2 separate regions of the Mus musculus genome follow, and region 2 is linked to region 1. The links are chromatin loops, found by intact Hi-C in ENCODE. Cell type or tissue: left cerebral cortex. All regions are shown on one strand. Links, peaks and the distances in the headings refer to the core of each region. The heading gives the core; the rest is flanking DNA. Region 1 overlaps Vps8 (VPS8 CORVET complex subunit). Region 2 overlaps Vps8 (VPS8 CORVET complex subunit).

The links. Hi-C counts contacts between places; a loop is a spot of excess contacts. Peaks named below come from ENCODE experiments on the same cell type or tissue, not always from the same donor. Only the 100,000 strongest peaks of a DNase experiment are listed, where the experiment ranks them.
Region 2: it touches region 1 in a loop (2.8-fold over the local background); 3 of 42 quality-filtered maps call a loop at or near these places.

What each region holds. Positions count from the first base shown.
Region 1 is chr16:21,603,000-21,611,333 of GRCm38, forward strand. It overlaps Vps8 (VPS8 CORVET complex subunit), which reads left to right. Exons shown (of 47, transcript NM_001285893.1): 45 at 5,169-5,222. Among named protein-coding and RNA genes, the nearest start is that of 2510009E07Rik, 87 kb to the right of the region's middle. In left cerebral cortex, for the core only: no CTCF peak of the experiment used is centred there; DNase peaks (open chromatin) are centred at 3,854, 4,304, 5,647 and 5,710; H3K27ac peaks cover 1,785 bases.
Region 2 is chr16:21,514,785-21,523,118 of GRCm38, forward strand. Vps8 (VPS8 CORVET complex subunit) reads left to right here. Exons shown (of 47, transcript NM_001285893.1): 26 at 2,499-2,571; 27 at 3,329-3,448; 28 at 7,100-7,171. Among named protein-coding and RNA genes, the nearest start is that of Vps8, 96 kb to the left of the region's middle. In left cerebral cortex, for the core only: no CTCF peak of the experiment used is centred there; a DNase peak (open chromatin) is centred at 5,179; H3K27ac peaks cover 1,299 bases.

The sequences.
Region 1 (8,334 bases), core at 249-8,248:
TCGAGAAGATGCCCCAACAGGTAAGAAGGACACATGCTCCACTATGTTCATAGCAGCCTTATTTATAATAGCCAGAAGCTGGAAAGAACCTAGATGCCCCTCAACAGAGGAATGGATACAGAAAATGTGGTACATCTACACAATGGAGTACTACTCAGCTATTAAAAAGAATGAATTTATGAAATTCCTCGCCAAATGGATGGACCTGGAGGGCATCATCCTGAGTGAGGTAACACATTCACAAAGAAACTCACACAATATGTATTCACTGATAAGTGGATATTAGCCCCAAACCTAGGATACCCAAGATATAAGATATAATTTGCTAAACACATGAAACTCAAGGAGAATGAAGACTGAAGTGTGGACACTATGCCCCTCCTTAGATTTGGGAACAAAACACCCATGGAAGGAGTTACAGAGACGGAGTTTGGAGCTGAGATGAAAGGATGGACCATGTAGAGACTGCCATAGCCAGGGATCCACCCCATAATCAGCATCCAAACGCTGACACCATTGCATACACTAGCAAGATTTTATTGAAAGGACGCAGATGTAGCTGTCTCTTGTGAGACTATGCCGGGGCCCAGCAAACACAGAAGTGGATGCTCACAGTCAGCTAATGGATGGATCATAGGGCTCCCAATGGAGGAGCTAGAGAAAGTAGCCAAGGAGCTAAAGGGATCTGCAACCCTATAGGTGGAACAACATTATGAGCTAACCAGTACCCCGGAGCTCTTGACTCTAGCTGCATATATATCAAAAGATGGCCTAGTCGGCCATCACTGGAAAGAGAGGCCCATTGGACTTGCAAACTTTATATGCCCCAGTACAGGGGAATACCAGGGCCAAAAAGGGGGAGTGGGTGGGCAGGGGAGTGGGGGTGGGTGGATATGGGGGACTTTTGGTATAGCATTGGAAATGTAAATGAGTTAAATACCTAATAAAAAATGGAAAAAAAAAAAGAAATCAGGAGTGCACTCATAATTCTTAGTAGGTCTGATTCTGTGTTCGGAGCGTTTAAGAAAACTCATCTGTCATTGAATTCAAATCACCTCAGGACAGATATCATAGGTGTGACTCCACGCTCATGGTATCAGTACAGAAAGGGCTCTTTCCTGCCATTTAGTGACCTTTTTCCATCTCTTCCTAAAAACTTAACAACATGCTCTAAGAGGTTCATTTTCCTGGGAGCCTTCCTGTTTTGCTGTCTGCCAAGGTGTTAGATAATGTACCATTTAAAAGCCCAATCCTAGAGATGGGCAACTTGAATCTTCTAGGTCAGTGCTTCAGAGCACATGATCTTCCTCAAAGCTATACATAGTTTTCTTATCTCTAAAATGAGTAGCAGAAGCCACACTAGAAGAGGTAGTATAGATTAAATAACATCATGCCCATAAATGAGTCTTCGGTGGTACTTGGCACATAAAATTTTACAGCATGTTACATATTACTTCTCTTCTTTTAATCATCTACATAGAAGTAGTAAAAGATTGTCTTAGTCGCCGTCCCTGTTGCTGTGGTAAATCACCATTGCCAGAAGCAACTTGGGGAGGACGGGGCTTATTTCCTTCCAGAGCTCCCAGGTCACACACAGTCCAGCACTGAGTGAAGGCAGGGCAGGAATGCAGCCATGGAGGAGTGCTGCCCAGTGGCTTGCCCCTCGTGGTGTGTTCAACCTGATTTCTTTCTTTCTTTTTTTGTTTTTTTGTTTGTTTGTTTGTTTGTTGTTGTTTTTTTCGAGACAGGGTTTCTCTGTGAAGACCTGGCTGTCCTGAAACTCACTCTGTAGACCAGGCTGGCCTCGAACTCAGAAATTTGCCTGCCTCTGCCTCCCAAGTGCTGGGATTAAAGGTTTGCACCACTACGCCTGGCTCAGCCTGCTTTCTTTCTTTTTTTTTTTTTTTATAGTTTTTTATTAAATATTTTCCTCAATTACATTTCCAATGCTATCCCAAAAGTCCCCCATACCCTCCCCCCCCCACTTCCCTACCCACCCATTCCCAATTTTTTGGCCCTGGCGTTCCCCTGTACTGGGGCATATAAAGTTTGTGTGTCCAATGGGCCTCTCTTTCCGGTGATGGCCGACTAGGCCATCTTTTGATACATATGCAGCTAGAGTCAAGAGCTCCGGGGTACTGGTTAGTTCATAATGTTGTTCCACCTATAGGGTTGCAGATCCCTTTAGCTCCTTGGGTACTTTCTCTAGCTCCTCCATTGGGAGCCCTGTGATCCATCCAATAGCTGACTGTGAGCATCCACTTCTGTGTTTGCTAGGCCCCGGCATAGTCTCACATGAGACAGCTATATCTGGGTCCTTTCAGCAAAATCTTACTAGTGTATGCAATGGTGTCAGCGTTTGGAAGCTGATTATGGGGTGGATCCCTGGATATGGCAGTCTCTAGATGGTCCATCCTTTCATCACAGCTCCAAACTTTATCTCTGTAACTCCTTCCATGGGTGTTTTGTTCCCAATTCTAAGAAGGGGCACAGTGTCCACACTTTGGTCTTCATTCTTCTTGAGTTTCATGCATTAGCAAATTTTATCTTCTATCTTGGGTATCCTAAGTTTTGGGCTAATATCCACTTATCAGTGAGTACATATTGTGTGAGTTCCTTTGTGATTGTGTTACCTCACTCAGGATGATGCCCTCCAGGTCCATCCATTTGCCTAGGAATTTCATAAATTCATTCTTTTTAATAGCTGAGTAGTACTCCATTGTGTAAATGTACCACAACCTGCTTTCTTATACCTCGGGCCACCAGAGTAAAGTGCCACCCACAGTAATCTGGGCCCTCTCCCATCAACTATTAACCAAGAAAATGCCTGACAGGCTTGTCTACAGGCCAGTCCTATGGAGACATTTTCTCATTTGAGATTCCCTCTTCCTAGATATGTCTCATTTGTGTCAAGTTGACAAAATAGTACAAATATGTAAGCATTAAGACATAACTGTAGATATATCCCATATGTCTGGTAAACTAAAACTGCTTACTTTTCAAAAAACTTTTTATTGGTTCTGTGTGAATTTCTCATCATATACCCCAGTTCCACTCATCTGCCCTTCCCCTTGTATTTGCCTTCCACCCTTGCAGCCTCCCCTGTTACAGGGAAAATAAAATCTTGTTGTGGAAGCTGTAGTGTGTCACAGTGTGTCTCACAGTACACCCTTTGCCCATGCTGCTTTGCTTGCAAATGTTCATTGTAATGAGTCCTTGGTCTGGTACGTGGCTCTGGCTTCTGCTACTCTATCAATTCTGGATCCTCACTGGGACACTTCTTGGATGTCCTGCTGTTGTCCTGGGTCATAGAGGTCTGTAGTTTTGGATCTATAGGACTGGACCCTTCATGCACACCAGCAGTTCATTGAGTGTTAGGGTGTGTCAATTCAAAGCCCTGGATCTGGGCCTAAGACTTATCTGAGAGGGTCAGCCTGCTGGCTCCCCTGGCTCTCACACCCTTGGGGCAGCTCCCTGGCAACCTCCCTGCAACCAGGGCCCGCTGTATTGTGCTGCCCAGATGAGATGCAGGGCCCAGTTTCCCAAGTGTTTTAGCCATTAAGGGACATGGCCAACAACTGCTCACTTGTGAATCTACTGCTTACATTTCTTTAGAATTCCTTAGCACTCCACAGGTAGGGAATTCATCTGCTAGCGAGGTCCTTGCTGGCTCTTCAGCACCTGTACTTAATGCAGGCTCTGGAAACTAGCATGCAGCTTTCAAAATCTGCAAGGATATGGATGCTCACTGGGAAGCTTTGAGTTGCTTAGATACAGTACTCTTACTCTTATTCTGTGTGCTATGAAAAGTTAGGCTATGACTTCCGTACCTCAAACATGAGATTCTGAGTCATAGGTTCACACCTACACATCTCAGAAGTTACAATGTAGAGCTTGTGTGTGCTCCTATTGCATTGTTTTAGGAGCCTAACTTCAAGAATTCATTGTCGAGCAAGCCGATAGCCACTCTCTCCTGGGAGATGTTATAGTCACATTCCGATAACTTATGCCTTTAATTTGGTTCTTTGTCGTGTCTTATTTCATATTTCGGTTTTGTTTCTTGTTTCTTTATGCCATTTGACCATTTCTAGCTCGTGTTGGATACAATTTGAATTAGTTTCCTGATTCAACCTAATTAACTCATAAATCGCCTTCATTTACTCACTGTCAGCCGTGTTTCCTGCCTGGTTTCCAGCCAATGCTTGGCAACTTCTCAACAGCAAGGTCTGGTTCATACTCAATGTGATATTTTTACTCTCTGAGAAATTCATATATGCATATGATGTATTTTGATCATATACTCATCCCCACCCCTAATTCTTACCACCCCTCCTCTTCACTCCCTCCCACCTTTACCTCCTCTTTAAAAATAACCTACCAAATCCAATTTATGCCGCCCACAGACTCCTGGTTGTGGGACCAGCCACTTGAATGTGGTCAACTTACCACATCCTTAAACAATCCTGTCACTTCTTCCTCCTGAAGCTATCAGCTATTGGTAGCTTCTCTTTAGGCGGGGGGTGGGAGGGTGAGCCTCTCCCTAGTCCATGTAGGGATGCAGACTGGGATGGTCTTGTGCAGGGAGCCGTGAGATCATGAGTGCAGCAGTCCTGATGGGTCCAGAAGACAGTTTTGCTCTGGGTCTCCCTGGCCTCTGACTCCTGTCATTTTTCTGTCTCTTCTTCTGAAATGGCCCCTCAGCCTTGGGTGGGTGGTGATATAGCTGTCCTACTGGATGTGATGTGTTTCTGTGCCAAGCCATCCACTGCACAAAGAACCTTCTGTGATGTGGCCTGAGAGCTGTTCTGATGTGTGGGTAAGGAGGTAGGACTGTAGAGGGCAGTTTGATGGTATGTCCACCTAGGAAGTCACGGTTGGGTTCTCCGCCAGGCCTCTAAGCTCCAAGGCCCTGGCTTCTTAGTCACAGTTACAGCACCAGACACGTGTTTCCTGCTGCAGAACAGGCCTTGAATGCCGTGAGAAACTGGTTGGTCACTCCCACAATGTTCACATTGCCATGGACAGTTCTCGCCATGTCATTTTGTTTTTCGTTTTGTTTTGTTGCTGTTGTTTTAAGCTCAGCTATACTCACTTAGTTGTATTTTTTGGAATGTGGGTCAAATAAAGTTTATATCTAAGAAGTTGTTGAAATGTTTCCCCTTTTCCAGGTAAAAATGTCGCCCTCGTATCATCAGTCCAAAGGGGATCCTCCCGCCAGGAAGGTGAGTCTTAAAATCAAGTGGTTCGCAGAACTACCTCCTCCCTCCCAGCCTCCTCTGAGGTCAGTCTTCTCTACATAGCAGTGGTGTTTACTTACATTAATATTCTCAGGCCTCTTCTCATTGGATGCTTTGATATGTTGCTAGGATTCCTTGCCTCTTTCTAGAGCACATGTGGGATTTCAGGCCCAGCAGTTTCCTGGCAACTAAGACTATAAGCATTGTGGGGTCAGCATCCACAGTCTGCCTCGTGTCCGAGGGCAGTAGCAGATGAAACAATATTTTGAGGGAAAGCTGTCTGGTTTTCTTAGTGACATGTTTCTCTTCAGATAGTTGTGCCCAAAATAAACTGTCTAGAGATAGAGCTTTTCAGCACATGCCACATAAAGGGTTGTCAGTACATGCGGGACTAGGCCTGTCTTCTGTGAGTCTTGGACCCGAGCAGTGCTCAGGGGACATTAAGAGACCCACGGCAGCCCCTTCTGTGTCCTGCTGCAGCTGTTGGCTGAGAGCCATGGGTAGCCTGGCCTTCTGCTGCCTCCCTTTGTCACTGTTCTCTCTCTGATAGTTGAGCTGGTTTATTTTGGTTTGCGCTCCCCCACACATATACACACACACACACACACACTTTAAAATTTTTTAGCTAGCATTGAACTCAGCAAAGTATTCATGAAATAAAAATGACATCTTGCTGCTCTGTTTACTAACTGCCAGTTTAGCTTCAAAGCAGTGTGTCACACTCCAGTCCTTTTCCTCTGCTTGTAAACCCTGACATTTTCAGATGGAAAAAGGATAGAAACAAGATACAACATCTGAAAAGTCCTGAAACGCATTATGCAGGAATAGCTCTGTGCTCTATCCAAGCATCATGGCAGGTAAGACCAAGGGGTAGAGCATGAGTTCTCAGAGTCACCCTACTACCTCGAGCACTTAGTCGGCTTCAGGTCACTACAGTGAAATGTTACCTACAGAGGAGAGGAGAAGAGAGTCTTCTGAGGGTTTGGCATCATGGCAGCTTCATGGATGTGGGCTGCAAGAAAAAGTGACTCGTTGAGGCAGGAACACATTTGAAACAGGTGCTCATAGCATGAGCAGAAAGCAGAGAGAGGATGAAGCCAGGGCCCCATAGTTCCTGGGACTCAAATCCCTGTTAGACCTCTTCTCAACCTTCCATAGCAACTCCTAACACAGCTATCATGACCTACATGAACCTTTGGGTATAGTCACCAACCAGTCATAGTAGGTAGGGCCTGAGTCTTATTAGTCTCATTTAATAAACATGAAAGAATTAGAATACAGAAGAAAATTGGTTTGTAGAAGATCTTTAATGGTAGCCATGCAACATACTTTCAACAGGATGATTGAAAACATAGGCTTATTCTAAGACCAGGCTTAAAACTCAAAGGCTCTGAAAGGGCAGCCTCTTTTTTTCTTCCTGTGTAAGATAGTGATGATCTTAGAATTGCCTTAAAAACTAAATGAACTACTGTTTAGGTATGAAACACCTGTATTTGATGCATAGCAAGTACTTAGGCTGTAGTGAGCACTGCTATTTAACATGGCCCCTTTTAGTCGATCATGTTGCTTACATATTATTATTCAGTCATCAAGTATTTCTTTATGCTACATGCAGAGCTAAGAATTAGACTAGAGATGAGACTGCAGTCTTTGTTCTCAAGGATCTCAGCACTAGGGCTGGTGAGAAGGCTCAGAGGTTAAGAGCACTGACTGCTCTTCCAGAGGTCCTGAGTTCAATTCCTAGCAACCACCTGTAATGGGATCCAATGCCCTCTTCTGGTGTGTCTGAAGACAGCTATAGTGTACTCATATACATAAAATAAATAAATCTTTTTAAAAAATCTCAGCACTAGACAGATGAGCTCACTATTACTGTACAGCTTTATGATGCTGGGTAAAATGTATAGGATGCTCTGCTAGCGCTTAGAAGGGACCTTGTTTTCAAATGGCTGATCAGCCTGGTGCAGCCTTATGTTCTTTGTGATTGTAAGTATAATGAAGAACTCTGAGGAATGGTTAACTGCTCCTCTACAGCCTTGCTTCATGTTGTTAGCTGCCACATAGCTAAGAATTTATTAAACGCTGATTTAGAAGTAGATTGATGCAGCCTATTTTCAGACTTTGCAATGCCTTAGCTCTGAAATTCAGACATCTGACTATCATCAGAAAAGAGGCACCACCTCAGACGCAGGAATCTGCTACTCTTCGAATCCATTTAATGTAAAGAAACTTCTTGCCAAGGCTCGGTAGCATCTTTAATCCCAGTACTCGAGGCAGAGGCAGAGGCAGAGGCAGGCGGGTCTTTATGAGCTTGAGTCTAACCTGGTCTATGTTGTGAGTTTCAGACCAATCAGGGATACATAGTGAGACCTTGTCTCAAAATAAGAAAAAAGAAACTTCCCCACCCATGGCTGGATGCACATGGCCCTTGGTATCATTCTTTCTATTTTTTTCCTTTACTGATTCATTTTGAAAAAAGTGGTCAGGCGTACACTTATTCCTTCCCCATGCAAGAGTGGGTACAACTTCTCAAGTCTTCTTCCTTACCTACACATTTTGAATAGATTTTATCAATGAGAGCCTATTTCCAGTATTTACCATACTGATTAACAAGCCATTAATTTTAGCAATTAAGACTCTTTGGAAGCTGCCATTGGGAATTCATGTTAACTGGCCACTCCTGAAATGTGAGCTCTTACTTAAAAGCAGTTACCACCCCTGAGTTGAAGCCTAGATGTACCAGCTCATCTTTCTGTCACATATGTAGTGTAGGTGCCTGTCCCACGATAGGCAGGGAAGCTTCCCAGAGGAAGGAGAGCTTGATCTGGCCTCAAATAATAAGGGGGAATGTGTCCCAGGAAGACCTGAGTAAGCAGGGCTCAGTGCAGGCAATGGGAGCAGGTTGTATATGTCTTAAATACAAAAGCACAAGAAAGTCTAGGGGGAGATCGTGGGGATCCAGATCCCAGAAGCCCAATCTGCAGCAGCTGCTTCTTAGTGGACGATTGGCATTTCCACCCATGGTCAGTTGAAAGGCAGTGAGGACAGTTAACAGAACAGCATGGTTATCTAGGTAGAAAATTGCCCTAGCCTGAGC
Region 2 (8,334 bases), core at 251-8,250, 88 kb before region 1:
TCTTTGGAGTTCCTCTGTATTTCTTGTTATGAACTCCTTTTCATTTATAGTTTTATTAATTTGAATATTCTTTTTGTGCTTTTTAGTTAGGTTGGGTAAGGGTTTATCTGTCGTGTTGATTTACTCAAAGACCAACTCTGGTTTTATTGATTCTTTGTTTTGTCTCTTGGTTTCTAATTTATTATTTTCAGCCCTGAGTTTGATTATTTCCTGCCATCTTCTCTTGGGTGTGTTTGCTTCTTTTTGTTTTAGAGCTTCCAGTTGTGCTGTTAAGTCAATAGTATGAGATCTCTCTAATTTTTTTTTTTATGAAGACACCTAGTTAGTGCTATGAACTTTCCTCTTAGCATTGCTTTCAGTGTATCCCATAAGTTTCATTGAATTCTAGAAAGTCTTTAATTTCTTTATTTCTTCCTTGACCCAGTGGTCATTGAGTTGAGAGTTACTTGGTTTCCATGCATTTGTAAGTTTCTGTTGTTTTTGTTATTGCTGAAGTCCAGTTTAATCCATGGTGATCTGATAAGATACAGGGGACTATTTCAATTTTCTTGTATCTTTTGAGACTTGTCTTTTAACCAAGTATATGGTTAGTTTTAGAGAAAGTTTTATATGTTCTGAGAAGAAAATATAATTTTTTGTGTTTGGGTGAAATGTTCTGTAGATATGTTAGGTCCATTTTTTTCCTGAAGTCAGTTACTTTCTGTCTGAATGACTTGTTCATTAGTGAGAGTGGGGTGTTGCTGTCTCCATTGTTAGTGTGTGGGGTTCATTGTGTGATTTAAGGTTTAGTAATATGCCTCTTTTACAGATGTGGGTGCTCTTGCATCTGGGACATACATCTGGGACGTGCATGTTCAGAATTGAGATGTCATTTCGGTGGATTTTTTTCTTTGATGAATATGAAGTGCCCTTCTTCATCTCTTTTGATTAATTTTGGTTGAAAACCTATTTTTTAGGGATTAGAATGGCGAATCTATCTTGCTTCTTGGGTTTGATTTCTTGGGAAAATATTTTTCCAGCCCTTTACTCTTAGGTAAATGTTTGTATTTGAGGCTGAGGTGTGTTTCTTGTATTTACCAGAATGATGGATGCTGGTTTTGCATTCATTCTGTAAGCCTGTGTCTTTTTATTGGAGAATTGAGTTCATTAATGGTTGGGAGAGATTAATGACGAATGATCATTAATTTCTGTTATTTTGATGTTGGTAGTGGGTGTGTGTTTGTGTGTGTGTGTGATAGGTCTTTCTTTTTTAGTTTGCCATTTTTATTCTTTGTAGTTTTTAATTTTCTTTCTTTGTTTTGTACATTTAGTGTTTTGATCAATATATGGCTGAAGAGTTTTTTTCTGTTCCAATCTAATTGGTGTTTGGCAAGCTTTTTGCATGTTTATAGACATCTCTTTCTTTTAGGGAAATCATCTTCTATGATATTTGTTTTCTGTATCTTTGAGCTAGCAATCTTCTCCTCCTTCTATTATTCTTAGATTTTGTCTTTTCACAGTGTCCTAGATTTCCTGGATGTTTCCTGTAAGGAACTTTTCAGATGTAACATTTTCTTTGACCAGTGTGTTATTTTCTCCTATCATATATCTCACACCCAAGATTCTCTCTTCCATCTCTTGTATTCCTGTTCTCTTACCTTGGTTTTCCATCCTCAGGATTCCCTCAGTTTGTGTTTTCTTTATTGTTTCCATTTTATGTTTAGTTCTTGAACAGTTTTATTCATTTCCTTCATCTGTTTGATTGTATTTTCCTTTATTTCTTTAAGAGATTTATTCATTTCCTCTTTAAACACCATATCATCTTCATAACATTGGACTTAAGGTCACTTTCTTGTGCTTTAGCTATGTAAAGCCATCCAGGGCTTGCTGTAGTAGGATAGCTGGGCTCTGATGGAGCTTCATTGCTGTGGCTTTTATTGATTGTGTTCTTTCACTACCTTTAGCCATCTGGTTTACCTTGGTGCCAGAAAATCTCCAGGAATGCAGGCTGTGTTCTAGGCTGGGAAAGAGTGCAGGGGACATGGGACAGTTCCCTGCTTCTGCACTTTACCCAGGGGGCGCATGGCAGGCCTTCTTCTCTCTCATTCTCTCCTCCTCTTCATCTTTCTTTTAATGGAACTCCTCTTTAGGCTTAAAAGGGAAACCTCTCCTTCCCTCTAAGACCCTATCCTGTTTAGATCACCGTATTGTTATTATTTCTGTCTAATGTTCTCTTTCTGCCTTGAGGGGCATTGAGGCCCCTTCATGGCCTAAGCCTCATTTGTGAACCTTATTTTCTGGACCAGTCACTGCAGCCTTTTTACCCTTGTTTTTTGACACCTTTCTCACGACCTTTTGAAATACACAGTACATTGTCCTCATCTGTGCTTAACCACCTGCAGAACAGTAGTGGTCTGGTTTTGAACCTGACCTGACAAAAGTTGAGTCTATGTCATGATGTTAGTAGAATCTCAGGGTGGAGAAACCGAGGCATCAGATCTGTTCTTCCTTTTTTCTAGCTGTTGCCTGGCAGGTCGTGCCTACCCTCTCGGTGACATTCCTGAAGATCTTGTTCCCTTGGTTAAAAACCAGGTGAGTATTATTTTTATGGCATTTTTATTGTCTGCACTTCTTAATATGACTGTCTCAGTTATAGTTCCTTTTGTTTTGATAAATACCATCAACAAAAGCAATTTGGATGGGATAGCTTACAGCTACACAGCCTAGTCCATCACTCAGGGAGTCAGGGCAGGAACCTGAAGGCAGGAGCTGATGAAGAGGCTGTTTACTGGCTTTTATAGAACCGAGCACCACCTGTCCAGGTATTGGGCCCCCTCCCCTATCAGTCACTAATTAAGAACATTGCCCTGCAGACTGCCTACAGCCAGACCTTATGGAAGCATTCTCTCAATGGCTCTAGCTTATGTTAAGTAGTCATAAGCCAGGCAGCATAGTGACTGAAGACAGACTGTTGAACATTATACATAGCTCTACTGTAAGGACAAGAGTCCACACTGTTGCCAACTTTAACATTTGATTTAAGAGATTTAACATTGGGGATTTAAGAGAGACTTTGTGTAACATGGTGGCAGCTTAAAGTGCATTCAGCCTGCCTTTGCTTTTTCCACACGGGAATTCTTGTTCCAGAAAGATGTAAGGTCATAGAAAATAATGTACTTTTTGGTTTTTTTGAGACAGGGTTTCTCTGTGTAGCCCTGGCTGCCCTGGAACTCACTCTATAGACCAGGCTGGCCTCAACTCAGAAATCTACCTGCCTCTGCCTCCCAAGTCCTAGGATTAAAGGTGTGAGCCACCACTGCCTGGCAATAATGTACCTTTTAACCCCTAGGTTTTTGAGTTTCTGATTCGCCTGCATTCTGTAGAAGCATCCTCCGAGGAAGAAGTCTATCCTTATGTTCGGACTTTGCTACATTTTGACACAAGAGAATTTCTGAATGTGCTGGCACTGGTAAGGGACGCTGTGATTCCTAAGGTATTTTCAAATGATCCAAAGATATGTGAGTGCAGCTAAGTCAGGAGTGGAAATGCTTCATGATGGTGGGCCCCTTAGTTCCTGCTTATAGCCATTCCCTCCCTTGTTGTTGTCTCTCTTGTCTGAAAGAAAGAAAGAATGAAAAAAGAACATTTCTGTTTTGTAAAAAGCCTTTGGCCAGGTGGTGTGGTCTCTGATTCCATGCTCTCGCTCCTGGCGTCTACAGTGTGGACAAGGGTCTGTGGTAGACGTAGTGAGCACAGTAGAGTAAACTGAAGCTGAAGGGGTTTGTGGAAGGTCTCCACTGAAAACACCTTCCTAAAATGTTTAGTCTGAGGTAAATTCAGATGATCTGGGATTTCTGTTGTATATAATTATCTAGGGGAATCATAAAATGTAAACACTCTTCCCAGTTAAAGGGTGTTCTATTGTGCTTTCTTGTTTAGGTTTGATAGGATGGAAAGTGCTTATGGTATGGTGTTTAGTGAAATCATCCAGTTCACAAATATGTGAAACACATTTACAGACGAAATATTGGAAGAAAATGAAACGAGAAGGGAACACACCTACATGCCAGCACTACCTCTGTGAGATGGTGCCCGTCTCTGTGTGCTCACTCTGCTTGTATAAGTTACAGTATATAACGGAGTAAACTTCTTTAAGGGGCTGAGTGTCGTGTGGATCTTTGTATCACAGTCTGCAGTGGTTAAGTCTGATCATCTGACTTCAGAAACGGTGGCTTTAGTTGCACATGGAGGAAGGGAGGAGAGCTCACAGGGCGTCGGGTGTGATAAGCCCAGGAGAGGCCGGCTACCGTTTCCGTGCACTTTGGGGATCCCACAGTTGCTCTCACTCTGGCTGGCCCTTTAAACATGCATGGGAGTGGTTCTTTTTATTTTTTTTTTATTTTATTTTTTATAATATTTTATTTGGAGAGCTTCTGTGATAGGGCAGGGTCCTACAAACAGTTGTCTGAGGACTAAGTCTAGCCCCATTTAATTCCAGACTTACATAAACTAACAATGTTTGTATTACTAGGGTTGTTAAAAAAGAAGAAAGAAGAATATATAATAGAGAGCACATATAGCTTACAAAGGGCGGCATGTTTACCCACAGGCCTTTTACATAGAATGTTTGTTGACCTTGGGTTAAGATTTACCTTGCTATCATATCATCCACACCTCCTAATAATCTTTAATTGTTTATGTCCTGGTTCCCAGATAACTTTGAACTTGAGTTTCAGATCTCCATTTCTTTGTGGTGTGATAATCCAGCAGTGGTGGGCTGGCCTGGCAGCTGTTTCCCCCCACCTTATCCTGACTTTGTATCGTAACAGTCACACTCCTATGTCTCCATTTCATTAGATTTACAGAAACACACTTTCTCAGTGTGTGTTTCAAAGTAGTGACTGCATGCTGCCAGGAGAAAATGGTTATGGAAAGTCCCTTTCCTTTGTCACTATTTATAGAACACTTGTTAATTCTCTCTACCTTTGGATATTAGTTGAATGGCACTTCTGTAGCAAATGGTACCTTCTGCATCTTCAGTGACATCTCATGTGAGCAGTCTGGGATGAGAGAGAATTTGTGTGTGTGTTCATGTTCTAATAAGCCAGAAGATAGAACTGAAATGTTCTTGCCCATCTTCTTGTCTCCAGGCAGGTTCATATTTAACTCATCTAAGTACAAAAATATCTCCTGGTTGAACTTGTCAGATTAGTAAGCCTTCCTGTGGTCTCCTTGGCAACTCATTTCATCTAGCTGACTGCAGAGCACACTAGTGGAGATAACACTGGGTATTTTTCAGTGTAAATAATTTAGATAATTCAGTGGCTGTTTTTGTTTTGTTTGTTTTCAGTGGTTGTTTTAAAAGCACCTGCCATGTGCCAGTCAGAAATAGGAAGGGAAGGGCATGCCAACCAGAGGAAAGGGAAGGTGGGGAAAATTCATGGTCTTTGTGAAGACTACCAAGTCCTCTGGCTTGAGTAGAACTGACAGAGTCTTGAAAGCCCATGATGGTGCAGATCCTTTTAAAATTCCCCTGGGACAATATGCAGTCCCTTTCCTAGGTAAAGGGCATAGCAATCACTGTGTCTATGTTAATCTAACTTTCCTTACCCGGGTTGTGGGCATGGGGGAGTTGCTGCATGCATACTATAAGAAGGTGTTGGGGGTCTTTCTCACTCACGATCAGCACCTAGGTGTGACTCAGTTTCTGTCCCTTGTGTGTAATTCTGTGTGAACTTGAATTCAGAATCCAATGTTTTGGATACATATTCTATTCAGAACACATTAAGCAATAATATAAAATATTTAAATGCAGTGTTTGGCATTGTCTTAAGGATATGGTAACTCATTTTGGTAATTAGGCTTAAAAATGTTGGCCTTTCAGCAGTTTTACTATAATTATTTTTCTTTATTTTTATTAAGATACATTGTAAATTAACTTTTAGCTTAGTGTATTAAGCCCGTGGTTTCTGCAGGGCATCACCATAAGCACATACATTTGTTTTCATTTGTTCCTTTCCACCATGGTCCTCCTCCTAGCCAACTCTTCTCCTTTCTCCAGGAAAGTCCCCTCACGTGTATCCCGACTCTTCTCTGTGTCCCACTTCTCTTCCACCTCTCCTTGACCCTCTTTCTAGCTCCATGTCCCACAAACATGCATCTATAATACACACTTGCGTGCACACACACACACACACAGTGGTTCTGCATGTGGAAGCAAGCATGCAGTGTTTGTCCTTCTGAGTGTGTGTCCTTCCAGGACAACCATGTGCGCTTGACATTCGAGATTCCCCTGTTGGTAATCTGTGAGCACAACAGCCCCTTGCTGCTTGTTTGTTCTTGTAACATTGTCTTCCTTTCTCTCTCAAACTCTTTGCTTATGTAATAACAACATATATATCATATTCATTTTTAGGTCTTGGAATGTCATGAGGTGTTAAATGATATAACTGGGGCTGGAGTAGGCTCAGTGGTTATGAGTACTTACCGTTGTTGCAGAGGCCTTGGGGTCCATTCCTAGCAACAATATGGCAGCTCACAGCCATCTGTGGCTCCTGTTACAGGAGATCTGCTGTCCTTTTCTGGCTGCTACTGGTACTAGGCAGATATGATAAACATACATGTGTATAGGCAAAACACTCACACATAAAATAGTCTTAAGAAGAGGAAAGGGGGCTGGAGAGATGGCTCAGTGGTTAAGAGCTTTTACTATTCTTCTAGAGGACCCAAGTTTAATTCTCACACCTATGTCAGGTGGCTAACAACCACCTGTAACTCCAACTCCAGGACCTAGTAGCTCTGGTCTCTGAAGGACCTGTACACATGGATAACACCCCCTCCCCATATGTATATGTGTGTGTGTATGGTGGGGATAACGTTCTGAATGCGTATTTTCTTCACAAAATGTATCTGAAATGAAGAATATTAGTAGATAATATTCCTTAAAAATTAGAATATGGACATTTGTCATTTTATTTCACAAATGCTTTAATGATCATCTAGGTGTTATTTTATAAAAGGAAATAAAGTCAGTTCTGCTAAAGACAAGGAGATCTAGTAATTTGTTTCCTCCTAAAATTAGCAAATAACAGTTACTTAAGTTTTTTCTTTCACTATTTAGACCTTTGAAGACTTTAAAAATGATAAGCAAGCTGTGGAATACCAGCAGCGCATTGTGGATATTTTATTGAAGGTAAGCATTCAAAGAGTGCATGTCTTTCTATTGATTGGTGCTATATTAAGCTAATTGAAATTTTTAGAGTAGGATTTGAAATAACTTGTTTAATGGAGCCATTTGTTGTAGCACTAGTATTATATTATGGGGTTTGGTCCTCCAGCGGTGAATGAAATATTAACGATGTGTCCTAGTGTTAAGCCTAACCTGGATGCTTGGATACAGGTTGCAAGACTTGAGAAGTGCTCAATGTGACGATTGCTTTATTAGTATGATTGTGTGCAATAATAGAGACAGCTTAAGAAGTAATTCATGCCAGCAATCTCTGTCCTTCCCAGGCTCATTTGGTTACTATGGCCATGCCATGTTCTGCTGTGGCATTGATTGGGATGATGGGTGACACATAAAGATGATTTGAGGACTGTCCCAGTCCAGCTTCAGAGTCAGGAAAGACTTATTTTAGGATCCACGCTGTTGCTGTAAGCGTGTGCAGAGACAGACCAGCCCCTGTCCTTTGTGTTGGCACTGCTCTTCAGAGGATTTCGGTTGTCACTTTTCATCAGCCCATAAAAAGGAGGCTACTTCCTTTTAGATTCTTTGGTCAAGAAGCTGGAGTGAAAATATCCTCTAGTTATATGTAGCGTAAGCAAGTCGCATCTATAGTATTCTTTGTACTATGCAGAGCACAGTACATAAATCATCTCAGCTCAGCTATTTATGAGCCTTGTAAGATAAGAGGTGATGGCTATGGGAATAGAATTTTCAAATTCTCAAATAAAACCAGTTAGATCCAGGTAGTTAATATAAAGAATTCCACCTCGATTCCCAGATAGTCTACCTATTTGTAACCCTGTCTTTTTTCTATCTGGTATTTTTCTGTAGCTCTCTGCTAGGTCAGTTAGAATTAAATTAACCTGTGAGATAACTTAAAATGGCAGTAGTTTAACTGTGATAGGAATGTGTGGTTTTTAAGCTGGAGGTAGGCAACCTGATCCAGGGGAGAGACTCAGACCCCAGGCACTGAGCTCGTTTTATTGTTAAACTTAGCACAGGGTTTCCGATGGTTCAGCTGTTACTCCGCAGCTAGCAAGCCAGTGTCAGAAGGACATGTGTCTTTAAGGAAATGTCTTTGAAGTTGTATACTATAAAGCTGCTTATAATATCATGTTATCCAGGGCTGG